Linked DNA regions of Homo sapiens: region 2 is linked to region 1. The links are chromatin contacts, found by Hi-C or POLR2A ChIA-PET in ENCODE. All regions are on one chromosome and are shown on one strand. The core of a region is the stretch at or near the end of the contact, and the rest is flanking DNA. Distances in the headings are between cores, read along the strand shown. Region 1 has its middle 220 kb from the start of LINC01756. Region 2 overlaps LOC107984934 (a long non-coding RNA gene).

Evidence for each region. A loop is a pair of places that touch in the nucleus more often than their neighbours do. ChIA-PET counts read pairs that join two places held with the same protein, here RNA polymerase II (POLR2A).
Region 2: a loop to region 1 is called in a map of mammary epithelial cell, with 2.6 times the contacts of the local background. The contact joins two enhancer-like sites. A Hi-C loop is called at or near these places in 3 of 168 maps with a recorded cell type or tissue (PC-3, PC-9 and mammary epithelial cell). POLR2A ChIA-PET finds 5 or more read pairs at or near these places in 1 of 52 experiments (K562).

Annotation. Positions count from the first base shown.
Region 1 is chr1:29,567,703-29,572,101 of GRCh38, forward strand. No RefSeq gene overlaps it. Among named protein-coding and RNA genes, the nearest start is that of LINC01756, 220 kb to the left of the region's middle. RefSeq lists an enhancer at 2,134-3,333. Within about 2 kb of position 2,454, at least 3 of the 41 ENCODE cell types and tissues checked have a DNase peak (open chromatin) inside an H3K27ac peak, as active enhancers do; they include PC-3, where a contact is called at or near this core.
Region 2 is chr1:29,685,888-29,690,516 of GRCh38, forward strand. LOC107984934 (a long non-coding RNA gene) reads left to right here. Exons shown (of 3, transcript XR_001737958.2): 3 at 422-3,410. Among named protein-coding and RNA genes, the nearest start is that of LINC01756, 340 kb to the left of the region's middle. RefSeq lists an enhancer at 3,463-3,962. Within about 2 kb of position 2,689, at least 3 of the 41 ENCODE cell types and tissues checked have a DNase peak (open chromatin) inside an H3K27ac peak, as active enhancers do; they include PC-3, where a contact is called at or near this core.

The DNA.
Region 1 (4,399 bases), core at 1,204-3,703:
CTAGCCATAAAACTGGCAAAACTTAACATTCTAAAAGGGCAGCTGGATTCAAATTATGCCTTTGAAAGTGGAACAAGTCAAACTCCACTTGTCCTACATGGCACAGCCCTCACTGAGCCCCAGAGGAAACAGAGTTGCAATCCACATCATAAAGTGGAGAAAGAGAGAGAGTTTAAACACCTTAAAGGAGGAGTTTGGGTGTGCTAGAGGAAGACCAAAGACCAAAAAATAGATGCCAAAGTAACAGAATCATAGGAACTCACTATAGGATTTTACAAGGAGACCAACTTCATTTATATAGGTAGCTTTTTATTTAGTCTATTTCTTCAATAGAACTAATGAGCTCAGGGCAGAGCCGCTCAGGGCAGAGCTGCTCAGGGCAGATCCCAACAGGGAACAGGGCCAACAAAGCACTTTCAGCTTTTAGGCCCTAACAATTTAAATATATGGAAGCAGCTCCCTGCAGCAACAACCATTTCAGCCACCTCCAAAGCTGCACAGTCTTATGCCAAAAATACAACCAAACCAAACTGAGTGCCTTAGTGGATAGAGCTTTAGAATTGCCTTTATTCTTTGGATCTCTAACCCAAAGCCAGGACTCTAACCTGACCAAGATCTTCCTGGGGTGGGACTCTAACCCACAACCTGACAAGGGTGGGACTCTAATCCACAATCCTGGACCAAAAGGATGGGACTGTGGCCCACAATCTTTATGATGAGAACAAATCAACGTAAAACATAAGCTCATATTAACAAGGCTGCTTACCCAAAAGATGTCTGATCCAAAAGCTGTTTCTTTTCTCAAAAGTGAAAGTAGCACCAAGGACCCTGGAGTGCCATGACAGAGAAGAAAGGACCTCACAGCCAAGCCTCTAGACAAATGCCTACACAGCTACTGAGGGTTGGTGAAGAGGGCCTGCACCCCATCGAGAGGGTACAGTGCTTTGGGTAGGTTTTGTCCCATCTGGGTCGCCAATATTGTTATTGAACAATTGGCTCACTACATGACACACACAGAAGCCAATACTATGGCACTAGCTTTTGAGAAAAGAAAAAAATATTGCATGTCAACTGTCAAGGAGATAGGCAGTGACACTCAAACCTGTCTCCCTGGTCTGGTGGGTGGGTCAAGTTTGATGGCATTTTTAACTAGTCCCAGGTGATGCCAGGCTGGTGGTGGTAACAATTAGGGTAAAGCTTTTTCCCATTATGCATGCCCAGGCAATTTTAGCTCTGTGACACCTGTAACAACTTAAGCAATTGTTAATCACTTTGAGCTGATTCTGCAGTTACAGGGGATGGTGATGAACATGTGAGGAAACCCAACATAGGCTGGAGGAGAAAATGATGGATGGGGATTAGCTCCTGAAGGGGATCACAGAAAACTTGGCTGAGCAGGTGATGTTGAGCAGGACTGAAGGCAGTGAGAGTGGGGCCTCACTGGCACCTGGGGACAATATGTGCAAAGGCTTGGCAGGGGAACTGATCTGCCCAGAGAGGATGTCCTTCCAACCACTTACATCTATGCCTCTTGGTCACATGTGGGCCCCATGCTGAGGGCCAGGGAAGGAAAGAGAAGCAAGGAGGGAGGGTCCCTGTTTTCTCAGCTTCATCAGGGAGACAGGGTTAGATACACGATGATGTTGCACAGTGGTCAGGGTGCCGACGGGGCTATTGCAGTAACAGAGAGACATGGAGGCAGTGTAAGTGGACCCAGATTGGCCTGGTTCACTTCTTGCTCTGATGCTTCCTTCTTCAGCTCCCAGAGCCTCTGTACCAGACTCCTGGTCTGGATGATCTTGGAGTCGTCTTTCCAGGCCAAGTAAGATGGATAGTTAGGTGGATGGAAGGGCAGAAGGACAGGCAGGCCTGGATCCTGGTCTCTTCTCAAGCCCCTCAGTCCCCCTGGCCTCACACTGCCTGGGTTTCTCTGAGCGCAAGATGTTCATAGCCTATTTTCAAGAGTCTGTGATGCAAATGTTCTAAGTGTCCAACATCGTCCCATTCTAACATCCAATTGTATTCTTGTTTTGTGAAACTCACTTTGATTTTGGCTATTTTAGTATCTTTATATCCTGTATTTTGAATCTTTGAATATTATAACATTTTGTTATTCAAATTTGTTTCAACATCCTCTGAGTCCCCCTTGGTGAATGCAGCCTTCTGTGACCCTGTGAAGTGCACACTCTCACCCACTGCTGGTGTAGACATTGAGTTCCCCCAACCTCAGTCTCCCCGAGGCTTCCAGGTACTTCCCCAATGCTATCCTTTAAATCATGTCCAGTAAACCATCCATGGTCCACTCTGGGGCCCACTTCAGACTTTCTGAATTTGTTGCCGTCACACAATATTCTTAGTCATGACCATGGCAATTAGAATGACTATGCTGGGTCATCAACTTTTGCTGGATTTAGTACTGATGGTGAGTCAGAGCCTTGCCCAATGAGTAGGCCGTCGGTCACCCTGGCTGTGCCTGACAGGTGTCCACTTGGTGGACAGCACTTGCCACAGTTATGCAGTGACTCATCCCAGGCTCCTGTAAACACCCAAGGAGTTTACCTTGCCCACTGCATAGACAGAGCCGATTCATCAAGGCAGGGGAATTGCAATAGAGAAAGAGTAATTCAACCAGAGCCAGCTGTGCAGGAGACCAGAGTTTTGTTATTACTCAAATCAGTCTCCCCTGAGCATTTGGAGTTTTTAAGGATAACTTGGTGGGTGGAAGGAAGCCAGTGAGCCAGGAGTGCTGATTGGTCAGGGGTGAAATCACAGGGAGGGGAAGCTGTCCTTCTGCACTGAGTCAGTTCCTGGGCGGGGGCCACAAGTTCAGATGAGCCAGTTTATTGATCTGGGTGGTGCCAGCTGATCCATCAAGTGCAGGGTCTGCAAAATATCTCAAGCACTGATCTTAGGAGCAGTTTAGGGAAGGTCAGAATCTTGTAGCTTCCAGCTGCATGACTCCTAAACCATAATTTCTAATCTTGTGGCTAAGGTTAGTCCTACACAGGCAATCTAGTCCCCAGGCAAGAAGGGGGTCTCCATGGGAAAGGGCTGTTATTGTCTTTGTTTTAAACTATAAACTATAAACTAAGTTTCTCCCAAAGTTAGTTCTGCCTACGCCTGGGAATGAACAAGGACAGCTTGGAGGTTAGAAGCAAGATGGAGTCGATTAAGTGAGAACTCGTTCACTGTCTCAGTCTTAATTTTGCAAAGGTGGTTTCACTCCCACAGGCAGAGGATGCAGCCTCTCTCAAGCAGTGCTGGCCTGTGCCACCTGGGCCCTGCAGGGAGCCCACCCAGGCTGTTTGGGTTCCTGGCTTTCCCTCCATTTCCTACCCAGAGCTTTCATGTTCTCTCTCTTCTCTGCTCTCAGGACAGCATCAGACCTTTTATCTTTGCAGGCCTCTCCTCAAGATTTTAGATTCTGATTCCAAACCCCAGTGGAGGAGGCCCAGTCTTCGTTAATGATCCCTGAGTCCCAGGCATAGTGTGACCTAATGGTTAGATCACAGGCTTTGGCTAACCCTGGTCTCTTCCACTTCCCTGCTGAGACTTCAGGAAGGTTACTTAACCTCTCTGAGCTCAGTCTCCTCAGTGTGAGTTGAAGATAATAATAGCATCTACCTTGTGGGGTGGATTAAGTGTAGCAACACCGGTAACAAGCTCAGCGAGGATTCTGTTATTGTTGCTATCCTGATGTGTCACAGCTGGTGATTTCTCTGCCCCGAGAGCATTCAGGTGGCCCCTCTAGGCTTCTCGCCACTGGAGCAGTGGGAAGAAAATGGGCCCCGGAGCCCACAGACTCAGGTTCAGGTTCAGCCTCCAGCACTCACTCAATGTGTGTCTTGGGCAAGTGGCTTAACCTTTGTGAGCCCCATTGGTTTTTCCCTCTGTAAATTGGCAAGCTAATACTGAGCACATAGGGTTATTGTGAGGACTTCATGAAGGTACATCAGATGGAGGCAGATTCCTGGGCTCAAACGACACTTTCGAGGCATACTTGGGGGTGGGACTCTGAACAAAACAGAGTTTTGTTCTGTTCCTCGCTGTTCCTCGCATCCTTATCTGTAACATGGAGACTGGGAGTCTCTGCTTCATAGGATGCTGTGGGGACTCCAGGACCTAAGAGAGCCCTCAATGCATGTTAACTGGCATTGTAACTTTCATCATCATCATTATTGTTGTTATTATTACTCTGTTTGCAGGCAAGCACCCCATCTTATCTTCCTGCATCAAGCCTCTGGCACAGGGTCTGGGCATAGTAAAGACTTGACACTCACCGGAGCAGGAAGAGAAGGGACCTGGGAGCAGACTGCCTGGGTTCAAGGTCTAGCTCCACCACTTCTGAGCTGTGTGGCCATGGACAAGTTTCTAAACCTTTCTGAACTTCAGCATCTTC
Region 2 (4,629 bases), core at 1,439-3,938, 120 kb after region 1:
CCTGTCTGTGCCTCACTTTCCTCATCTATAAAGTGGGGCTAATAAATCTCCTGGCCTTGCAGAGATGTGGAGAATGGATAGGAAAATGCTTTGTAAAGGAGAACACACACGCACACACACACACACACACACACACACAAAATTAATTAAAGTCCTCTCTGCTTGCACCTATGCCTATGGTGTAGGCTGAGATCTATAATAACGGGGGCCTGGCTGGATCTGAGATCCTTCTGGGAAAGAGGTCTGGGCAGCTTGATGCCGGTGACCAACACACCGGCATGCCCACAGTATAGCTGCCATTTCGGGACCCCACAGAAGGGAGGTGCAGGCGGTGCAGAGGGCTGGCTGGGCAGGGCAGGATGAGCTGGGGTGAGAATGGTAAGTGTGGCGGAATTAATCCCTTCTCTCCTCCTCCTTCCAGGAAGCTTCACTCCTCTGCTCAGCTGCTGCACCACATTTCGGATCAGAACATCTAGATCCATCAAAACAAGAGGTGGATGAGATATCTGCACATTCAGGGAGGGGAGGATAAAATCCAGGGGGCCTCATGAGATTGCTCTCCACGTGCGAGTGAGCAGACAGGCGGTGTATTTCCTGATTGCCCCAGGCTAGGTGAGGAGTGGCTCAGGCAGCCCAGGCTGGGCAGGGACACTAGAGACTGATGCATTAAAGAAAAATTTATCAAAAAATCAGGGAAGAAGCTAGTTTCTCTTTACCCCCTCTATTTAAGGACCCCTTGAGTGATAGTTCCCGGATCCTCCTGCGCTGGTGTTTGTCTTTCGCTGAAGGTGATGGATGTGTAAGCTGCACTAATGAGCAGGGCTTGGGCCATCAGACAGTCACAGGGCCGTCCAGCTCCATGCACCTCCCAGGCCGTGAGACAGTCACAGAGTTGTCCATCTCCACGCATCTTCCAGGTTCTGAGACAGTCACGGGGCCGTCCATCTCCACGCACCTCCCAGGTTGTGAGACAGTCACGGGGCCATCCATCTCCACGCACCTCCCAGGTTGTGAGACAGTCACGGGGCTGTCCATCTCCATGCACCTCCCAGCTGTCAGCATGGTCCACCGGGGAAATATGTGATTAATGCAGAGGATTATGTGTGTGTTGGGGTGGAGGGAGATGTAGCCCAATGGAGAGGAAAGGCATGGACCAGCTTGGGGGTGGGAGATGGGGGTCAGGGGGATCTGGACCTCAGTTAGTCAGGACAATTGAGAGAGTCTCAGTAGGCTCCCAAGAGATAGTGAATGAATTCTCCAGGGGCTGGGGGCAGTGGGTCAGTCCAAGACCCTGCCTGCCCCTCTCCTCAGCCTTAAAGGTTCACAGTAGAGAGAGGAGTCTTCCAGACCTGAGTTCAAATCTTAGCTTGGACTCAGCTTTGTGACATTGGACTTGTCAATGAACTTCTCTGTGCCTCCTTTTCTTCCATGTATGTCCATTTAGCATTAAAAGAACTAACGAATGCGTGGCAAGCCCTTTGCACAATAGTTGACACAAAGCCAGGGCTCAACCAACAGCTTTTCTGTCTCCTTATTGCTGTTGTCAGTAGGATTATCTAGCTTTTCTATAGGCATGTATTGTAGATGTTTATATACGATATATTTTGTCATTGAGATCTTACTGTATTCACCTGTCTCTCTCTTTTTTTTTTTTTTTTTTTTTGCTTACCATTCTGTTGTGAGCATTTTCTCACATCATTAAAAAGTTCCTCAAAAACGGGATGTTAATAGCTTCATAATGGTCCCTCATTGAGATGCTTCATAATTGACTTTTTCATTCTTTCTGGTTGGATAGACAGGGCATTACAGTTTCCAGCTTTTCACTGTTATTATCAGGCTGCAATAAGCATCTCTAGGACAAATTCCTGGAGGTGGAATCAGTGCATCAGAGCACTGACATTGCTGAGGCTCAAGAGCGTTCCTACTTAGTTGTCTTCCAAAAAGGTTTCCAGCACTGCATGAGAATGCCTGTCTCACCACACATTTACCAGCTCAATTGTTCCCTTTTTATTTAGTCTTCATGAATTTCTCAGGCCCCAAATTGAATTTCATCGTCTTTTGGAGGCACAGAGCTCTGGCCCATGGCTCTTGTTTCCCAGCAGGGTGATAATTAGATTATCTTCAGAGGCTTCCAGCAAACCTCATGATGAAAGGCAGGGCAGCCCTGGGCATGGAGTCAAAGAAGCTGGGTTCCCATCCCAACTCTGTGCTCTCTCACTGTGTGACCTGGGTATATTCTATCTCCCTCTCTGGGCCTTTGTTTATCAATCTACTCCAACAGCCTCCCACTTGGTCTCTCTGCCTCCAATGCATCCAATGTCTGGAACAGTGACTGGCATATAATACGTGCTCAACAAATATTTATTGAATTCTGAAATGAAAAAGTGACCTTTCTACAGGAAGAAGCTGCCACATCATTATGCTGCCTCCAACATTTGCTTAAGCTTCCTAACATTCTGTTTACTTTTTTGGTTCTCGCATGAATTTCTGTTTCTACTTAGGATATGAAAAGACACATGAGACAAAATGAGAAAAAAGGCCAGATAATCTACAGAGTCATAACTTTTCTTGAGCCCTTCAGAGAGCTGGAGTCGCAAGGCAGCCAACTGAACTGAAACCTAAAGGATGACAAGATCTTCTGAGAAAGACAGAACCACCCACTCCTGCACCTCTGGCAGAACCCTGGAGGGAGAGTGGGCTGCCATAACAGACAGCTAACACTGCAATGAATTCTTAAAGGCTGAGTGTGCAAAGGCTTTACAGCTGAGCCATCCCAGGAGCCCCCACACTTAAAAGGAGTTCACGTTCCTTCATCAGCTGCTTCCGGTAAAGCTCAGGACAAAGACGGGACAGGACAGGGATCTGAGTCAGCCACCTCTCAAGGGCACAGGGACATGAAAACCCTCCCACTTCCCAGACCCTTCTCTTATCGGAAGCAAAAGCCTCAAACCACTTCCCTGGGGCAGGAAAAACCTTCTACCCTGGAGGCTCAGACAAAGATCTGTTGTCTCTGGGGGAGGGGCTGGAGCAAAAGCCGTTTTCTGCTGGGGAAGGGGTAGGAAACCCTTCCACCTTGGTTCCTGGTTGAGACGTAGAAGTTGAGATCTTTGTTCTCAAAGAGGTCTGGAGAGATGCCTGCAGCCTCTCACTGGAGGACCAGCCGTGCTGCTCTTGCACACAATGTCACCAACGAGCTGGTCTCCGGGGGTCCTCAAGAGCCCTTCAATGGCCAAAGTAGGGGGCAGGCTGGGCTCTCAGGAGGATGTTGGGCCGTAGGAGAGGGTGGGCCAAGGGAAGGAGGCCATCAGAGAACAGCCTTGTATGGGCGGGGCCGGTCCCCATTGTGGGGAGGGCCATCCCCACTGGTGAGTGGGGCCATCCTGGAGCAACGAATTAACTATTTTAGAGGTAGAAATGGGGTCACAGAGTCCAGTCAGGTGTGAGTCCACTGGAGAGGCCCTGGACCTACTGTGAAGCTAGGGCAGGGGGCAGCTGTAATGCCAGAGACTCTGTTGCTCAGAGCTGGGAAGCTGGGGCCTAACAATGCAAAGACCCCACCCATCCCCAGCTGTGCCCACCCGGGGCCTTTGCCCTCCCAGCCCTCCTGCTGGGGCCTCCCCTCCCCCCTCCGGCGTTACAGCTCCCACGACACCAGGTGGCACCCTTGGCACAGCTGCGCCTCATCACCTGGAGCTTCCCTGTCCTGTCTCTCCTGCTGGAGCTGAGCTCCACGGGGACAGGGATGGGTCTGCTTCCGTCATCGCTGTGTCCCTGGAGAAGGGTGGGCATTCAGTGGGCACTTGGTACATTTGGTGAAGGAACAGGGCAGGACTAACTTTTACTGTGGGGGAGAGATAAAGGAGAGGAGGTATCTCTTGGCTTCCCAGTCTGGGACCCTGGTGGGGATGGCAGGACGTTTCTGGGATAGGAAACCCCAGGGAGGAGCGGGCTTGAGGGATGGATGGGGAGCTCTGAGGGCCCTGGGCCCAGCCAGCAAGAGCCAGGCTTTGGTGTTCTCCCATCTCCCTCCCCCTTGACAGCTTATGGCCACACTTTGCCCCAGTGGGTGGGATGGATGCCTCTCCCGCATCGTCATTTTCTAGCGGTAGTTTGAGAAGTTCTTGCTTTCCCCTCATCTGAGGGCTGCTAAAGACCCAGACACATCCACCAGGCACCTGGACGGAAAAGGCAAGGGGAGGAGAAGGAAAGTGAGGAAGGAAATCAGTTTTCTGTATCTGGTTTAGATCTAGATTTTTAAATGTGAAAGCTGGGAGAACCTAATGATGGGCTGGAATTGGGCTTCCTCCGGGGGAAGCTGGCTTGGCGTTTTCCTGCAGCATCCCTGTCTGCAGCACCATTCCTCACTCCAGCTCTTAATTCTCCCTTCTCCTTTACAATTGACAATTATTTCCTGGGCACAGTCCCCAGACACGGCTGGGAGGCTGGAGACGCCATCTGCAGTCGAGGTGCCAGGTGACCCCCTCGGGCTGGGCTTTGCTGAGGCCAGAGGAAGAGGGGAGGAAGATGCACAGGACTGCGAGCTACCGAGGGAGACAGGCTCCATCCTAGCCCTCACTCTGGGTTGGCACAGAAGTGTGCTGAGGGCAATTTCTGTTTCCTCCATGCTCT